Regions from separate parts of the Homo sapiens genome. Here region 2 is linked to region 1. The links are chromatin loops, found by intact Hi-C in ENCODE. Cell type or tissue: PC-9. All regions are shown on one strand. Links, peaks and the distances in the headings refer to the core of each region. The heading gives the core; the rest is flanking DNA. Region 1 overlaps SHROOM3 (shroom family member 3). Region 2 overlaps SHROOM3 (shroom family member 3).

Region 1 (9,901 bases), core at 1,115-9,114:
CCAGGTTTAGGACATTTTCATCACCCCCAAAATTCCCTCATGCCCAATCCCTGCTCCCACCCCCTAACCCAGGCATCACTGATCTCCTTTTTGTCTCTATAGATTTTCCTTTTCTAGATATTTCAAATAACTTGAATCACAATATGTAATCTTTTGTGTCTGGCTTCCTTTACTTAGCATAATGTTTTTGAGGTCCGTCTGTGTTGTAGCATGTTTCAATAGTTAATTCCTGTTTATTGTAGAATAGTATTCTATTGTGTAGAAATACAACATTTCATTTTTCTATTTACAAGTTGATGAACACTTGGATTATTCCCACATTTGGTCTATGATGAATAATTCTGCTTTGAACATTTGTGTAAAAGTCTTGCAGTGGACAGACAGAGGCCTTGTTAATTTTTATTAGATGTGGGAGGTTGTGAGAAAAATGAAGGGGGCAAGGAAGATGCCCAGATTTCAAGCTTGGCAACTGATGAGTGATGATACCTAATTCACAGAAATGGGGAAGACTAGAAAGAGAGCAGTTTTGATGAGAAAGATTACCTCAGTCTGGGGCAAGTGCCTATGAGATATGGTGTGGGTGTGCCCAGTTGGCAGGTAGGCACATGGATGTGGAACCTTAGTTTCCTTAAAACATCTAACAAAGTTAGGCCCGTTTTTGAGCAGCATGTCCCATGTTTAAGATGCATTCCTCAGGCATAATAAAAGCAATTCTCTGTGACTTAGTCTCACCTCTATATAAATCTGACCAAAGAGAAATTCATGTAACATCCCACATACTCGTTTTGGTTTGCACAACAATTATTATTTTTTTTTTAAATTTTAAGCAAAAAGTTTATTTAAACAAGATATGTGAAGAGAAAAGTATCTAGGATTCTTTTTTTTTTTTTGAGACAGAGTTTTGCTCTGTAGCAGTGCAGTGGCCCGATCTCGGCTCACTGCAACCTCTACCTCCCGGGTTCAAGTGATTCTCCCACCTCAGCCTCCCGAGTAGCTGAGATTACAGGCACACCCAGCTAATTCTTTTTGAATTTTTAGTAGAGACAGGGTTTTACCATGTTGGCCAGGCTGGTTTTGAACTCCTGACCTCAAGTGATCTGCCTGCCTCGGCCTCCCAAACTGCTAGGATTACAGGTGTGAGCCACTGAGTCCAGCCATAGGATTACTTTTTTTGTTTGTTTTAGAGTAATTTATCCCTACTTAAAGACAGATTCCCCTACACGTAACAGCTACATACAAAAGAGTTATAAAACCGTCCTTGGTTTAACAAGGATAAATGAAAAACATTAAAATTCTCCAATTGAACAAGGTATACAAGGATTTTTATGTTGTTGTTTTGTTAAAACAGTAAAAGCAAAATAACTTACTAGAATAGAAAGATAAGAGCTGAGTGAGCATGCCACTAAAGGAGAAAGGGGGCATTTTCACACAATCAGTATTTTTCCCTATCCCGTCTCCATGTGATGTCAATCAAAACATACCATTGGCTGTTTAGTTAAAAAATGCAATATGCTTGTGCACATATGCCAGTTACTTTATGTGCAATAAAGGAATGGGGAAGGGGGAAATTAAATAATAGAGAAAACTATACTGTAGTAGTCAGAATGTGGTAGAACCAAATTGCAGTTTTCTAACTGAGAATGTCATGTTGGTCTGAAAAGAAAACAGTCCTGGAGTAACGAAGCAGCTTCCCTTCTCAGTAGACACCTCCCCTCTGCTGTTGGAACACATCAATTGTATCTTCATCCTCTATTTCAAACTGTGCAGGTGTGTCTGTTTCATTGATTTGTTGCCTGTCAAATCGGAATCTGATCTGCCTCATTGACAATCCCTATCATTCACAATACGCTTTCATTAGTTTACTAAGTGATGTATGCCTCTTAGTTTTTTTCATTTGTTTGTTTGTTTGTTTGTTTGTTTTGAGGCGGAGTTTTGCTGTTGTCGCCCCAGCTGGAGTGCAATGGCACAATCTCAGCCCACTGCAACCTCTGCCTCCTTGGTTCAAGCAATTCTCCCACCTCAGCCTCCTGAGTAGCTAGGATTACAGGCATGTGCCACTACGTCCGGCTAATTTTTGTTGTTGTTGTTGTATTTTTAGTAGAGACGGGGTTTCACCATTTTGGCCAGTCTGGTCTCGAACTCCTGACCTCAGGTGATCTGCCTGCCTCAGCCTCCCAAAGTGCTAGAATTACAGGTGTGAGCCACCGCGCCCGACATATGCCTTTTAATCAAACTGCACCACAGAACTATCCTGCCCCGCCACCTTCAAACTAATATGATCGTTGTTCTCAGTCTTGACTCCTTCCTTGGGCTTTTCGCCGGCCATGGGGAGCGCCGGAGTCTCCTCAGCTGCCGCTTCACAGAAGAGGTACCAGGTCCTCACCGAAGGAGCACACAAGCAGCACCAGGAGCTGCAGGAGGAGGCTGCAGCGGTGGACAAGGGAGAGGGGGCGTGACATTATGTGCTCCCTCCCCGCACCCTGCGTGCACCTGCAGAACAACTTTTTTTTTTTTTTTTTTTTTTTTTTGAGAGGGAGTCTCCTTCTGTCGCCCAGGCTGGAGTGCAGTGGCGCACCTTGGCTCACTGCAACCTCCGCCTCCCGGGTTCAAGTGATTCCCCTGCTTCAGCCTCCCGAGTAGCTAGGACTACAGGCGGGCGCCACCACGCCCAGCTAATTTTTTTGTATTTTAGTAGAGGCGGGGTTTCAGCGTGTTGGCCAGGAAGGTCTCGATCTCCTGACCTCATGATCCGCCCGCCTCAGCCTCCCAAAGTGCTGGGATTACAGGCGTGAGCCACCGCGCCCAAGCAACAATTTTAATAACATCTTCTATTTGCTTAGCATTTCCCCTTTAAACAAATTGTTGTAAAGAATACATAACAGGCTGGGCATGATGGCTCATGCCTGTAATCCCAGTACTTTGGGAGGCTGAGGAGGAAGGATTGCTTGAGCCCATGAGTTGAAGACCAGCAACAGAGTGAGACCTTGTTTCTACAAAAAATAATTTAAAAATTATCTGGGTATGATGGCACATGCCTGTAGTCCCAGCTACTCAGGGCTGAGGTGGGAGGATCGCCTGAGCCCTGGAGATTGAGGCTGCAGTAAGCCGTGATCACATCACTGCATCCAGCATGGGTGACAGAGCGAGAACCTGTCTAAAAAAAACGAAACAAAACAAAAGAAAAAACAGCCTACATAATGTAAAGTGAACCATCTTAACCACATGTAAGTGTACAGTCCAGGGGCATTAAGTATATTCATGCTGTTGTGCAACCATCACCAGCATTCATCTACAGAACTCTTTTACTCTTGTACTCAGAACTCTTTTACTCTTGTACTCAGAACTCTTTTACTCTTCAGTTTTACGAAGTTGTAAAACTGAAACTTTGTACACACTGAACAATAATTGTCCAATCCTCCCATTCCCCAGCCCCTGCCAACCACCATTCTACTTTCTGTTTCTATGAATTTGACTATTCTAGGTAACTTGTATAAGTGGAATTACACTGTATTTTTCCTTCTGTGACTGGCTTCTTTCACTTAGCATAACATTCCCAAAGTTCACCTATGTCATATTCTGTAACAGGATTTCATTCCTTTTTAAGGCAGAATGATAGGCCATTAAATGTTTATACCACAGTTTGTTTATTTATTCTTCCCTCCATGGACACTTGGGTTGCCTCTACCCTTTGTCTATCATCAATGATGCTGCTATGAACATGGGTATGCAGATAGCTCTGAGTCCCTGCTTGCTCTGTATTTCCTTTTAAGAAATTAAGATATAAGAATTGAAAGATCTTTATCATACATCTTATAACATCTTCCCACATTCTCGTTTTGGTTTGCACTACAATTTTAATAACATCTATTTGCTTAGCATTTCCTCTTTTTAAAAAAATGTTATAAAGACTACATAACAGGCCGGGCATGATCGCTTATGCCTGTAATCCCAGCACTTTGAGAGGCTGAGGAGGGAGGATCATTTGAGCCCACCAGTTCAAGATTAGATTAGCTAAGGCAACAGAGTGAGACTTTGTTTCTACAAAAAATAATTTAAAAATTGGTTGGGCATAATGGTGTATGCCTGCAGTCCCACCTACTCAGGGGACTGAGGTGGGAGGATCATTTGAGACCTGGAGGTAGAGGCTGCAGTGAGCCGTGATTACACCAGGCAGGCTGTAATCCACTGATGTATCTGAATAGAAGTAATCACATGAACAAGTCCAAGATTAAAACTGCAAAGCTCCAGCTGCAATGAGTGAGGCCAGAACTTTCTGCAGCTTTGACACTGGGGTATCACTGGACTTTTCTTAAACCCTAGACCGACAATGCAGAAAATTACTCTTTTTTAAAGGATTTTAGAGGTACCACCGTAAGTCAACAACACTTTAACCCCAGATTTTCCTCATAAAATTTTCTTTTTTTCCCAGTAATCCATAGGGGTCCTAAGGGTGACCCAGTCTTGTTTGCTTTTGTGATAAAAGTGTTCAGCTGGAACGTCCTAATGCACTTAAAGATTTCTGTAGTATGCCAGGTCAGGTAGGTCAGCACTGATGCAGTGGAACTTACCAGGGCAGCGCTTATCAGGGAATGAAGGTATGGCGTGGGGTCAGGATGTCACGCCTGATGGCAGAGAGAAAGATTAGACATATACCAGTAAACAGGAGAGAGAGGTTTTGAATTTTATGCTACAAAAAAAGGATGCAAGCCAGGTCCTAGCTCCATCAACTTGAATCTGTTTCTCAAAACAACTGTTTTCCACAGATGAACACAACAGGTAGCTCATGGAAAATACCAGAACAGGGCAATGTTTCTATTCTATTGGGATCATGAGAGACAGATGAAAGTGCCAGGAATCAAGTTAATAAAATAGGTAAGCTTAAACAGCCACAAACATCACAAAACACCATTTTAATTATTGTAGATGTGACAAAAAGCAGCCAAATCCATAGAACAGTCCAGGACTCCAGGCAAAGCCTTGAATTTCACCACTGCTGGTGCAGGAAGTCCATATGGATCTGGGCTCTCTTCCAGATGACTGGTTCTTCTGACAGTCCAAGTCCAAAGAACTCTTGGAATGCCACAGCTTCCTGGTACACCTTCCCAGGTGCCCCACCCTCAACTGGTATTAAGGGTGGGTCAAGAAATCAAACACAAGCTATAAATGGCAGAGAGATAGGAGATTAAAAAAACCCCATGGATCCCAGCCAGGCCACATGGCATGAATGAGTACTTCATAGGTAAAGCTGCAGCCAAGTGGAGGTGGTTCCACAGTTGGAGGCCTGAAGCAGAGGCTAACTGTACTCAAGTTCATCAGAAGTCCTAGTACTACTGTGTACACAAAAAACCCATCCTACCTATTTGTAGATGGTATTGGCAGCTGTGGAAACCCTGGTAAGAACTGTAAAATCCTTAGAACCCCTTTGAGGTGGGAATCCTTCCCTCCAAGTCAAGGTTGGAGGCACATCTGAATCACCTGGAAGCCTTTATTTTGTTAATATATATATTTTTGAGACGTGGTCTCACTGTGTTGCCCAGGCTGGTCTCAAACTCCTGGGCTCAAGTGATCTGCCCACCTCGGCCTACCAAAGTGCTAGGATTACAGGCAAAAGCCACCGTGCTCGACCACCTGGAAGCCTTTAAAACCAAGGCGCAACCAGAGGCTGTGGAAGAGGGAAATGGAGTTTTTAGTGTGTATAGAGTTTCAGTTTTGCAGGATAAAAAAGTTATCAAGCTCCATTGCACAATAACTTTGATATACTTAAACTTATTGAACTATACACTTAACATTATTGACCTATACACTTAAAACTGGTTAAGATGACAAATTTAATGTATGTGAGTATGTGTGTGTCTGTTTGCCACAATAAAACGATACAACAGTAACAAAAGCATAAAGACCCAGAGGCCCAGGACCAACCTCAAACCAACTGAATCAGAATTTCTGGGGATGAATGGCAGGCATCATCATCATCACGACTATTTTAATTGTAGCACAGGCATCATTATTTTTAAAAGCTGTCAAGATCATTGTCATGTGCAGCTAAGATTGAGAATCACAACTATTAATCAATGAAAGATTCTGGCTGCATAAACTCAAGAAGAATGATCAATTAACAACTGCCTGCATTAATTTCATATGGCTACACAGATGTTCTCCAAAGAAGTTAGGTTCAGTAAGCTCTTTAGATGAGAAAGTGGCTTTTCTAGGCAAACTCTTTGACTTCACAAATATCAGATGTTTTATTCACTGAAAGTCAGAACTTTCTGAGGAGTAAGCTAGCACATAAGGAAAGGGATACTTTTTGAAATTACATGAATGCTGACAGCCAGGAGGATCCCATGTGGTAAATGACTATGGGCCTACAGAGAAAGTATTCTTTCAATGACGCCAGACTTACAGCCAGCAAGTAGTTCACCCACTTTGAAAATCTGGTTTATTATTTTCAACTGCCAGGAAATGAGAGCCAAACATACTTGGTATATATAGGCCAGATAAGAAATTGTTTGAATAGTCAGACAAGGTATCTCAGAACTGCAGCTTGGGGTGAGGCAGGTGTCATGACTCAAGTTCCTACAGAGACCAAGAGGGTAAATGGGGAAAGTGAACCAGTTGGAACTATGGCCACTGAAGGCCTCATGTCCTGTTTAAAGGACCACTCTAACCCAACTGTTACACTGCAGAAAGTGGGTCCACTGTTACCTGAGTTCCCAACTTTTCAGAAAAATCCTGGACATCTGGATGTTTATGTAAAGTTTTCCAAGTTTTAAATATTGGAAATTAATCCAATTAAAAACCAAAGCTGTGCGCAGCAGTGTGCACCTATAATCCCAGCTACCCAGGAGGCTGAGGGAGGAGGATCACTTTAGCCCAGGAGTTCAGCCTGAGCAACATAGTGAGGCTCCATCTCTAAATCAACAAGAACAACAACAATCTATGGGCCAAACAAAGCACAGCTTCACGAGAGATTGGGCTTCTTTGCTGCTGGTTATTACCTCTGGTGTATAGCAACAGGGAGACCTGGATTCTAGCCTTGACTTAGCAAGTTGTGTAGCTTCACAACCAACTTCTCTGGAATCTATCTTGAAAAATAAAAGGCTTATGAGAGTATCTTGAATGCCAGGCCTATGATTACTTATTCTCTATTAGGGAGATATGCAGGGTCCCCGGGTTGAGTGAGATTTCAAACACACAACCGAGAAATCCTAAGATCTTAACACCTAGGCATGAACATGCCAGACCCAATGGCTCCTTCCCTACCCAGTTGGTTTCAAGCTGACAAAGTATAACTTTTCTTGGAATAGATTTAGCCAGTTTAAAAATTTTGATTTGGAACTATCTATGCATGATTTTCAATAAATGTTTTCTAGATTTCCAGAGACTTTTATGGTGATTTAAATTACCAAACCGCAAAGTCCCCTTATAGGATCAGACTCTGTCTAGAAGCAAGAAGTGATTAGAGTGTAGTAGACAATGTTCTAGGCTAGGAATCTAGAGACATGGCTCTCAGTAACCAACTCTGTGAATCTCTCTCTCTCCCTCTCTCCCTCTCTCCCTCCCTCTCCCTCTCCCTTCCTCTCCCTCTCCCTCTACCTCTCTCTCTCCCTCTCCCTCAGATAGGGTCTTGCTTTGTTGCCCAGGCTGGAGCACACTGTCGCAATCACAGCCTACTGCAGCCTCGAACTCCTAGGCTCAAGCAATCTTCCTGCCTCAGCCTCTCAAGTAGCTCGAACCACAGGATTGCAATTATTGAACCTACAGTAGGCATGCTTCTTTAGAAGGAAAGTATACGTGGATTCTTAAGCAACTGGATAATGAAAAGTGATCCTGATTTTAGGACTTCATCATGGACTGCTATGGTAGGCAGAATTCTGAAGATGTCCCAAGATTCCTGTCCCCTAGTTATTCAAACATCGATTGTGAAGGGAAATTGCAGATGCAATTGAAGTCCCAAGTCAATGAATCTTAAGATACAGGAGATTATCCAGGTAGGTTTGGCCCAGGCAGGTGAGTCTTTTAAAAAGCAGAGTTTTTATTCTCTGCCTGGCAGTAGAAGAGGAAGGCAGAGAGATTCAAAGCACGAGGGGGATTCAATGCGTCTTGCAGGCTTGAAGATGGGTGTGTGGGGTTCCATGTGAGAAGAAATGCAGGCTGCCTCTGGGAGCAGAGAGAGCAGCTCTGGGTGAGAGCCATTAAGGAAATGGGGACTTCATCCTACAACCACAAGAAACTGAATTCAAACAACAACAAGAAGGAGCTGAATTCAACCAACAACAAGAAGGAACTTCGAAGTAGAATCCCCTAGAGCCTCCAGATAAGAGCCCAGCTCAGTCTACACCTTGATTTCAGCTTTGTGAGGTCTTAGGTAGAGAACCCAATGATGCCATGCACAGCCGTGACCTAGAGTATTGTGAGCTAATAAATAAGTGCTGCTTCAAGACACTTCATTTGTAATAGTTTCTTATGCAGCAATAGAAAACTAACACAACTGCCAGTACCACATGTTGGGAAGGTTATGGAACAAAATGGTACCACACTTTGGAAAAGGGTATGGAAAATCGAACACACATCCACCTTATGAGGTAGCATTTTACTCTTAGGTATTTACCCAAGAAAAATGAAAACACATGTCTACAAAAATACTTGTACAGTAATATCTGTAGCAGCTTTATTCATAATAGCCCCAAACTAGACACAATCCAAATGTCCATCAGTAGGAGAATGGATAAACAATGAACTATTAATACAAGCAACAACACAGATAAAGTTCAGAAACCTTACATTGAGTGACAAATATCAACAAAAAAGATTATATACTGTGTTATTTCATTTAACGAATTTCTAGGATAGAAAAAACTAATCTATGGTGAAATAAATCAGAACAGTAGGTGCCTGGAGGTGCAGAGCGGACTGGAAAGGGGCACAAAGAAACTTTATCTGGTGATAAAAATGGACTATATTTGCCAGGCGCAGTGTCTCACGCCTGTAATCCCACCCAGCGCTTTGGGAGGCCGAGGTGGGCGGATCATGAGGTCAGGAGATCGAGACCATCCTGGCTAACGTGGTGAAACCCCGTCTCTACTAAAAATACAAAAAAATTAGCCAGGCGTGGTGGCGGGCGCTTGTATTCCCAGCTACTTGGTAGGCTGAGGCAGGAGAATGGCGTGAACCCAGGAGGTGGAGCTTGTGTGAGCCGAGATCGCGCCATTGCACTCCAGCCTGGGCGACAGAGCGAGACTCCGTCTCAGAAAAAAAAAAAAGAAAATGGATTATAGTTTGATAGGGATGTGGATTACACAAGTGAATACATTTGTCAGGATTCATGGAACTGGAATACTCAAGAGTCACACATTTTATATAAATTATCTCTCAATAAAAATATCTTTAAAAACAAATTAAGCCAGGTACAGTGGCTCACACCTGTAATCCTAGCACTTTGGGAGGCTGAGGCAGGAGGATCACTTGAGGCCAGGAGTTCAAGACAAGCTTGGGTAACAGTGAGACACTGTCTTTACAAAACATAAAAAATTAAGCCGGCATGGTGGTACATGCCGGTAGTCCCATTTACTCAGGAAGCTAGGGTGGGAGGATTACTTGAGACCAGTTCAGGGCTGCAGTGAGCTATGATTGTGCTCCTGCACTTCAGCCTGGGTGACAGAGTGAGACTGTGTCTCAAAAAACAAAATAACCACCCACAAATGAAAAAAAATGATTCATCAGGCCAGGCACAGTGGCTCATGTCTATAATCCCAGCACTTTGGGAGGCTGAGGCAGGTGGATTACCTGAGGTCAGGAGTTTGAGACCAGCCTGACCAACATGGTGAAACCCCGTCTCTACTAAAAATACAAAAATTAGCTGGGTGTAGTGGCAGGTGCCTGTAATCCCAGCTACTCAGGAGGC
Region 2 (9,901 bases), core at 961-8,960, 69 kb before region 1:
CGTTTCTGATCAAGGCTAGACCAGGAGCTGGGCCGCTCACGGTGCCGAAATGCTGCGTAACTGTCACTCCGAGCTGGAGGCAGGGGTGCACCCACCTTAGGAGGAAGGTTGTCCGTGGCAGTCTCCAAGGAACTGGGGCACTGCTGGCTCCAGGATGGGGGTGGCACTCCCTTGCCCCGAGGAATATTAGACCATTTATCATAGCCCTGACCATTTGCTGAGGCTCGGGCCTCCCTACCTTGAAGCAGCAGGGCTGAAGAGTTCACCTCATACTCTGCTGAGACTCCCCTCCGGGTGTCATAGACTGTCTTGACATAGCGAATATCTGCCTGCCTCATCCCTTCGAGGAGGCCACCTCGAGCAGAAGTATTGTCCATGGAGCCTGAACGCTCCCGGCCAGAGATGCCAGGGTGTGGATACTCTAGGATGCTAGAACTGGTGGAGAAAGAGCTGTAAGCCGAGTCTCTCTTGTTATGGAAGTGGCTGAGCTGGTCAATGCTGCCGGTGGACTTGGCAGGGGAAAGATGACAGGGTGGGTATGCCCCACTGGGCTCCAGGCTCTCCATGCTCCCCTGGGAGCTGCACTGGTCAGGGCTCCGCCTTAGATAAGCATGGTCATAGTTGGAGAGGTCACTAGTAGAGGAGCTGGAAGAAAGACAAAGCAGTCAGTACCACTGAGCTGTTATCATTTAGTAGGCTTACAGGCAGAGGACCCAGCTTATAAATGTTCTCTTGTGCAAGAGGTTTGGTGTTTGGAAGGGTGGGTAAAAAGGGCCATATTTGGGCCTTGCTCAGCCTCCTTCTGTGTCATCGCTAGGAGTAACTGCCCAACACTCTAACCTATCTGCCTCTAATTAATCACCCAGGCTAGCAAGGAGAGGAATGAGGAGCTCAGAGGAAGCCACGTGGCCTTTGGGCACAGGCAGCACTTTGATGTGATTTGCTGCATGCTGGAAATGACATTTTGCATGTGCCAAGAAATGAGAGAGGTAGAAGAGTGATTGAGACTGAAACTGTGTGTCTACTGGGGCTGTTTGTGGGAAGAGGGGAAAAAGTTAATAAGAGAATAGGCACGGGTGAAGGAGACTTTGTGTGCACATGTATATGTTTTTAGTTAATATCTTTCCTTTTTATGGAATTGAAGGATACACCCTGGCAATCTTCCTGGAATCTTAACTGCACTAGAAACAATTTGTTTGTGGTGGGAAAGCTAAACACAAAGCTGAATGAGAGAAATTAGAGTCAGAAAAAGCTCATGAGAGGCAGAACTAAGGGGAAAGAGGGAAGGAGAGGGAAGCTTTATGAGAAGGCTTAATCACAGGGGCTCTTCGGTGCTGGGATTCCAACACCTGTGGATGACTTCCAAAAGCCAAAGCAAAGCCTCCTCATACATTTAGGAGGGCAAGATTTTCTCATTTACAAGCTCCTCCAGATGGTTTTCAGAGCCCGTCTGGAGAAGAGGAAAAAGACTATCAATCACTGTAAACTCCAGAAAGCTGTCTCAAAATAAAATTACTTAGAAACTCAAAATATATGTGTTTTTAAAAAATCACTTAAAACTCAACAATAAGAAAACAACCTGATTTAAAAACTGGCCAATCCTAAGAAGATATACAGATGGTGAAAAAGCAAATGAAAAGGCTGTCATCATAAGTCACTAGGAAATTACAAATTAAAACAACAAGATACTAGGGAACATGTTCTCAGGACGTCCTGAGGGCTCTGTCATAGGCAAAAACAAAAAACAACCAAACAAAACCAAGATACCACTACACACCTATTAGAACGGCCAAAATCCAGAACATTGACAATACCAAATGCTGGTGAGGATGGGGAGCAAGAGAAACTCTCATTCATTGCAGGTGGTAATGCAAAATGGCACAGCCACTTTTAAAAGAAGTTTGGCAGTTTCTTACAAAATTAAACATACTCTTACCATAAGATCCAGTGATCACATTCCCTGGCATTTATCCACTGGAACTGAAAACTCACGTCCACACAAAAACCCACACACGGATGTTTACAGCAGTTTTATTCATAATTGCCAAAACATGGAAGCAACAAGGCTGTTCTGCAGTAGGTGAATAAACTGTGGTATATCTACACAATGGAATGTTATTCATTACTTAAAAAAAAAAAAAAGAGCTGTCAAGCCATGAAAAAAATATGAAAGAAACTAAAATGCATTTCACTAGATGAAAAAAGCCAGTCTGAAAAGGCTACAAACCATATGATTCCAACTACATGACTGACATTCTGGAAAAGGCAGAACAATGGACACAATAAAAAGATCAGTGGTTGCCAGGTCTTAGGGGCGATGCAAGGAGGAATGGGCGAGCACAGAGGATTTTTAGGACAGTGAAAGTATTCTGTACGATACTATAATGATGGATACATGTCATTATACATTTGTCCAAACCTACAAAATGCACAACAGCAACAGTGAACCCTAATATAAACTATGGACTTTGGGTGATTATGATGTGTCAATGTAGGTTTATCAGTTGTAACAAATGTACTACTCTGGTGGGGGTTGCTGAAAATGGAGGAGGCTGTGCATGTATGGGGACAGGGACTATATGGGAAATCTCTGGACTTTGTTCAATTTCACTATGAAACTAAAACTGCTCTAAAAAATGTCTGTCTCTGTCTCTATATATATACACACACGGGGAGGGCATATATGAAGGAATAAGTGGTTTAAATGTTTGTGACTCACTGTTCTCTAAAGAAGGGTAAATCACTAGAAGTTCTTGCCCAAGATTTTCTATTTTTAAATGGATAGGCGTTTCAACACTATTAAAATTCATGATGTATTCTTCTATTTCTAGATTACATGTAAATAAATGTAGTGTCTTATTGGTCAAGTATGTGATAATGCTTTATGGCTGGAATATCTCCAGATAATATGTTGAGACTAGAAAAACCATATTCGGAGTCAAAACTTGTGCTGGAATTTAAGGAAAAGGAGACTACACTTTCAGCAGCTCTCCTCAAGAATGTAATTTTTCTCTATCAGAGAAAGTCAGTTGACTGAATGGCGCATCCTACTTCGGGACAGATAGGTATAAATTCAAGGGAGAAAGGAAGGAAATAGCTCCCAAGCCAGCCAGATCAGGGAAATCAGACCCGGCACTCAATGGCATAGCATATGTCAAAGATTTTACCCCCTACCCTGAATTTCTTCATTCCCCTCTAAATAAAGAGGTCCTACTAAAGAAGCGCTAGACAGCCTTGTGGATAATCCTGTATGACCCAGTCTGCTTCCTTTTTAGAGCTAATACTTCCAGGGGAAATGGAACCCCATAAGGGCCGTTTCATTCACCATTTCTATGAAGGTAGGAGACATTAGGTAATCCTCCTCCCAACTGCTGAGAATTTTAGCAGTCTTTCATTGAAAGGATAATTCAAATCTAACATAGGAACACACACAACAAATCAAAGTAAATAAACTGATGGTTAACTGAAACACTATCGAGTGGGGAAGATACCATCACTAAAATATATATATATATATATATATATATATATATATATTTTTTTTTTTTTTTTTTTTTTTTTTTTTTAAGATAGAGTCTCGGTCTGTCGCCCAGGACGGAGTGCAGTGGCGCAATCTCGGCTCACTGCAACCACCGCCTCCCGGGTTCAAGCAATTCTCCTGCCTCAGCCTCCCGAGTAGCTGGGATTACAGGCAGGTACCACCATGCCCAGCTAATTTTTGTATTTTTAGTAGAGACGGGGTTTCACCATGTTGGCCAGGCACGTCTCAAACTCCTGACCTCAAATGATCCACCCTCCTTGGCCTCCCAAAGTGCTGGGATTACAGGCGTGAGCCACCGTGCCCAGCCTAACATATCTTAAAATATAGATGGTATCTATAAATATGAAATCCCTGTTACACATATCTCTAATCAGACCAGTGCAAGGGTATAGTGGGTTCCTTCCTGTAGCAAACCTAAGGTAGAAAGGTCATGGAAGGCCTCTGTTAGGTATTTTCCCTCCTGCCCGGAGAGGGTTCTGTCCCTTCAGAATTACCATTCCCAAGCTGCCTGGGGAATACAGGCACTGATATCACTCACTAGGACAAGTTCTTCCACTGCTGTCTGGAAATACTCATTTTTATTACCTTTGCCATTGATGCCACCAAAATGGCACTTTTAATGATGGGTAAGAAAACTTGGAATGAAGGTTTTCAATCCTGCAACAATTCCAACTCACATAAAGCCAGCCTTACTCTCAAGAGGGGTGCATCTTGAGTGGATCAAAGTTCTTACCATGGTCTGGCTACTTCTCCAGCCTCATTTTCTATTGCTCTTCTTCTTGCTCCCTGCACTCCAGCATAATAGTTTCCCTGTTGAAACTCAAACCCAGGAAATTTATTCCCATCTCAGGGTCTCAGAGTCTTTGTACTCACTGCTCCCACCACCCGGAGTGCTCTTCACCTGGCTTACTCCCTCTTACTTCATTCAGAGAGGACCTCCTGGAACTAACTAAAGAGCATCTCTTCTCTCCTTTATGCCTGTTACCCTGCTTTATTTTCTTCACAGCACTTACCACTACTTGACATTATATCATATCCCTTTGGTTATGTGAAAGAGACTTTGACTGTATCTATAATATTTAAAGAACTGAAGTGAACATAAAATGCTTTTTAATTCTGTGGTAGATGTATGTATTTTTATAATATCATTCTATTTTGTGTGTTTAAAATACTTTTAAACACAGGTATCTACCAGGTACGGTGGCTCACGCCTGTAATCCCAGCACTTTGGGAGGCTGAGGCGGGAGGATCGCTTGAGCCCAGAATGTCAATGTTGGAGTTAGCCTTGATCGCATCACTGCACCCCAGCCTGGGCAACACAGTGAGACCCATCTCAAAAAAAAAAAAAAAAGTATTTTTAAAATATTTAAAACATAGAGCACAAAATAAGTGTATGAAAACATTTCCTAAAGTGTGCTCACAGAACACTAATTCCTTAGATGATTAAATATGTTTGGAAAATATTGAGCTAAATAAGCTAAACAATTTTATTTACTGCAAGATTTCTGAGTCTTTTATAAACTATTGTTCTCCCAAACCATTTTTCATGTGTTGTTCTAAAAGAGAAATATATAATTTAACTAAGAGATGTTTTCTAAACTTACTTGATCTCAGAAACTTTTTTTTCTAAGAAGTATCTAGTGGATTGTTATTCCACGGAACACATTTTGGGAAACAAATAATTGTGGTGCAGGGGGCTTTTTATGCCTTGTTCACCACTGTACTCCCAATACCTACAAAGCATCTGAGACATAGTGGATGCTCATACAGATTTGTTGAATGAATGAATCACTGATTTGATACTGCTATTTCAGCCTCTTGTCAGGGGGCTAGACTACATAACTTTTCAGTCTCTTCTAAAGTACTTTAGTACTTTAGAACCACTGGGTGAGATTTCCATAGGGCAGCAAAAACAGAGTGTCAAGGGTCTGACAGAAAGCAGCTGAAATACAATTTCAGTGAAATTCCAAATCCAACCTAGCTCACAGTTAAATTACACATCTTCAGTCTCTCCATACTTCTCTTTCTCTCTCTCTCTCACCTCACTCCTGTCTCTCCCTCATCCTCTCACCCCCTCTTACGCCTGCTTCTTAACAAGAAACAGATCCATAAATTCAGGACTGAGATTGGTTTCTGGAACTTAAACTAAGGCTGTCAGAGAGATACCAGCCAACTGATGTGGCACACTGGACCACTAGATGCCACTGTGCTCCTCAGAAACACACCTGGGGCACCTCTCCACCTGCCGCTGCCAAGATCAGATCCCACAGGTGGAACTCAGCATGGGGGTCAAGCCCTCTGCCAAAGCTGCAAGCCTCAGGCATGGTTTGTTTGTGCTGCACCACAGGGTGGTTTGTGCTGCAGCAGGAGAGAATGCACACGCCTGTAACATTTTGAGTTATTTGAACTTTCCTTTCTCCTTTTGTCCCCATGCAGTGCTTTTGTGCTGATGGTCCTTATGTCAGGAGGAACAATTTTGAAGCTTCAATCAGAGAGACAGAGTGGTAGATACAGCACAAGGGCAGATCCACCTGCCTAAGCCCCTCTGGAGGCTGGGATGCAGAGGAGGAAGGAGGAGGTGCAGAAGCAAAGCCTTGAAAATACTGTACTTCTGGTGCTGACGGCCCCATTCCCCTGAGGCCTACTGGAGCTCACCATAGTTACTGTAAGCAGTCATTCTAAGTACTGATTGCAGTGCTTATCTCTGCTGAAGGGCCAGCACATTTTTTAAGTCACAGTGTGGCTTTGGATTTAGGGCTTCATAAGAAGGTTAGGAGTAAGGATGCTCAAAGGACCCCACTGTTGAAGGGCACTCTGTTAATACATACCCACCTGCATTTATAAGTGTGTGCTGGCCATTCACCCTCAAGTTCAGTACCAGGTTTCATGGTGTCCTGAAGTCTTCAGCTTAATTATTATAATCAGTCATCATTCATTGAGTGCTTACTATGTACTAAGAATTGCACATATGCTATTTTATATAATCCTCACAACAATCCAATGATGTAGGTACTAGTTATTTTACAGAAAAGGAAGCCAAGATCAAAGGTTAAATGATTTGCTCAAGCTTACACCGTAGGGGTAAGGGGAGATTTAAACCTAGGTCTGACTTAAAGGCCCAGTCCCTTACCACTATGCTATTCTTCCTTCATTGTTAGGCTCCACACACCTTACCTTCTAAAGGCCCTCAACACCTCCATGCCTGTAAAGCAAAAGTAGTCTGGCTTTGTCAAGGGTCAGGAGACACTGCTAGGAAACCTGCTCTCTGAGAACAGATGGCTCAGACGGTGAGAATAATTTCTTTCAGGGTGATTGGGAAGGACATGGGCAAGGGAGAGGAGCATCTGTAACCAGGAAGGAACCAGGACATTATCTCTTCCTGTGGCCTGAATCCTACCCTGATATGCTGAGAGAGGTTTGTCCTGTTCAATTCCATGAGCTACTGTTCATCAGTGAGAGGTCTAGGATTTGGCCCTTGACTTGACCAGACATGAGTATTAAGGGCTGTGACTGAGTTCTGGCCTTGCCAAATGCATAGCTACCATCTGTTCATTAAGTAATCCTTCCAGAAGCTTCCAGCCTCCCCTCCTCCCCCCAACACACATGCACACACATACCAACACTTGCGTCTCCTTTGTATGTAAGGACTAAGTGACCCTTATTTTCCTGACCTCGCTACATTAGCGCTATCTAAGCATTTCCCAAAAGTGATAAGCTACGGAGTCTAACTCCCTGGGATCAGAAGATAGATTCCAGTTTGTAGGGGTTCCAAGTCTGAAGTGGAGGGGAGTCCTGGCTTAGTTCTCTCTCTAATGTGTGATGGTGGTCAGGCTGTGCTCCCTCGTTCTATAACCCCTCTCCTAAACCACTTGTGAGGGCTCTCCTTCTTCCTGACCAAACCTTGACCCATACAACAAACAGTAGCTAGAAAAGCAGAGGAAGTATAACCTACTGATTACATGCAGCAGCTTTGAAACCTGGCTTGGATTTGTCTTGACTTGGGTACTGATCAGTTGTTTGAGCTTGGACAAACTAATCTTTCCAAGCTTAAATTTCTGTTTGTTTGTTTGTTTGTTTTTTTTTTGAGATGAAGTCTTACTCTGTCACCCAGGTTGGAGTGCAGTGGCGTGATCTGAGCTCACTGCAACCTCCACCTCCCGGGTTCAAGCGATTCTTCTGCCTCAGCCTCCCGAGTAGCTGGGATTACAGGTTCATGCCACCACACCTGGCTAATTTTTGTATTTTTAGTAGAGACAGGGTTTCACCGTGTTGGCCAGGCTGGTCTTGAACTCCTGACCTCAGGTGATCCGCCCTCCTTGGCCTCCCAAAGTGCTGGGATTACAGGCATAAGCCACTGCACCCAGCCGCAAGCTTCAATTTCCTATTCTGCAAAATGGGGTTAATACTACTGTATCTGTTTTAAAGAAGTCTATGAGTCACTACATGAGATAATGTATACACTGAGTGGTCCTCAGTACATTAGTTGTGCCGTTGGAGCTAAGATGGACAAATTACCTTAATTGAAAGAGCAAAACCAAATGGGGAGTTCAAACACAGGAATAAAAATGGATACGGTTTTGACTAAGGCAGAAAGCACACTTAAGCACTGAAGGAAGAAAAATCTCAATTTTTCTAATATAGTGCTATCAGTGGAGAAATGTCTGAGAATTGATGGACCCCATAAATATCTCAAATGGCCAGCCAGTGCTTCAAATAATTCTGATCTTCAAGTTGATCTAGCCAAGCATATAAAGGTAACTCATATACACGTCAAGCACTATAAGAGGATGAGAAAAGCAGTGGATAGAGATTTAATATTTAGTGTGAGTATAAGAAAAAACATTCTCAAAACAGAGAAGAAAACATTCTTTTCTGGGAACATGACATTAGAAAGAAAGAAACCCTTCAGTCTCAGCTATAGCCACTTACCTGGAATGGTAGCTTTGGTGCCAAGGAGGGCCGATCATACCCTGAGATATCTGCATCATGCTGGCATCGGGTTGCTTCTCCCCAGATTTAGTTGTGTGCCACGAGTGAGGTCGGCCTGCAGGCTCACTGCGCCTGGGGAGACACAGGAGGGACCCCCCAACATTAGCCAAAGTCTCAGCTGAGTCTCCTCACTGATGTGACTTGTGGATTTGGAAGCGAAGACTGCTGTGTCCTCAGAGATTGAAAAGCAACCAAGTCAATACTGAGAAGAAGATTTTGCTACTTATTTCTCTGACTAATCATTGTTATTCTCTGCTTAACTTGTAAAAATTTTTACTTATTTTGACATAATTTCAGACTTGCATTAAAATGTTGCAAAATTAGTGTAAAGAATTCTCACATAAACTTCGCCTAGACTTCCTACATGTTAACATTTTGTACTTTATTAATGTAAAGCACATGGAGTTGCCTTGGTCTTTCTTGGTCTCTATCTATCCATATATAAAAATGGGAGCCCGCAATTCCTTTCCATTTCCCAAAGGGCTTTGGATATATGGCAAAACATTTTCTGGGGTTTTCGAAGTCCTCTATCATATCCTGTTGCTGGGTAAATGATACTATTGGTAAGAACTGCAGAAACATTAGCAGCAACCTCAGTGTGAACACTGCTCTAAGCTACATGGTCTAGAGAACAAAATGCCCTCTGAAATTTCTCATTTTGCAAGTCAATGACTTCAACTTTTAAACATCCTGCCCTTACAACACAAAGAATTGACAAAGACAAAGAGAAAATGTGGGTGTCCTTCAGACTGCAACACTGAAGAATGAATTCAGTAAGGACTATAATTCAGTAAGGACTATAGAAAGTCAGAGTCAGGAGAGAGCTGCTGTGCCTTATTTTTGGCAAAAAAAGTCAGGTAATCTACCAGGCATTTCATGCTGAAAATTCTTGAACTGTAAGACTGTAGGGGGATTTTTCTGCAGTTTAGAAACACTTTTATGGGATCCAGGAATCCATCTGGATATGGTGAAAATAATAGCTGTAAATTATTCCAACTCATTGTACTTGGCCTTGTAGCTAAAAATGCACCTATCTCTTTTCTGTGAAAAAATAAATTAGTTTTTGTAATATAAATGAAAAATAATTCCCCTGAAGCTAATAAAATTTAATGTATTAGGACATCAGAAAAATACTAGACCAGGTGTCAGGAGACCTGGGCTCTTGCCCTGACTTCGTTATTAACTTGCTGTCTGACCTTATGTGAGTTACTTCCCCTTCTTAGCTAAGCCTTTGCTCATCTAGAAAGTCAGAAGATTAATCAGAGGCTGGATTAACTGCATCTTAATCTAAAATAACTTTAAAAATATAGCAGACACTGAAGAGCTTCCCAAAATAGATGATGACTTAAAAACAAAACAAAACACAAACAT

Evidence for each region. A loop is a pair of places that touch in the nucleus more often than their neighbours do. Peaks named below come from ENCODE experiments on the same cell type or tissue, not always from the same donor. Only the 100,000 strongest peaks of a DNase experiment are listed, where the experiment ranks them.
Region 2: a loop joins it to region 1, with 6 times the contacts of the local background. A loop is called at or near these places in 1 of 110 quality-filtered maps.

The regions. Positions count from the first base shown.
Region 1 is chr4:76,660,594-76,670,494 of GRCh38, reverse strand. The region is part of intron 2 of SHROOM3 (shroom family member 3); the gene reads right to left. It also overlaps the pseudogene SUMO2P11. Among named protein-coding and RNA genes, the nearest start is that of MIR548AH, 90 kb to the right of the region's middle. RefSeq lists an enhancer at 4,540-5,739. In PC-9, for the core only: no CTCF peak of the experiment used is centred there; a DNase peak (open chromatin) is centred at 5,134; H3K27ac peaks cover 3,144 bases.
Region 2 is chr4:76,729,505-76,739,405 of GRCh38, reverse strand. It overlaps SHROOM3 (shroom family member 3), which reads right to left. Exons shown (of 11, transcript NM_020859.4): 4 at 8,471-8,602; 5 at 1-645. All of the region lies in intron 2 of SHROOM3-AS1 (SHROOM3 antisense RNA 1), which reads left to right. Among named protein-coding and RNA genes, the nearest start is that of SHROOM3-AS1, 68 kb to the left of the region's middle. In PC-9, for the core only: a CTCF peak has its summit at 5,740 (motif pointing right); a DNase peak (open chromatin) is centred at 5,795.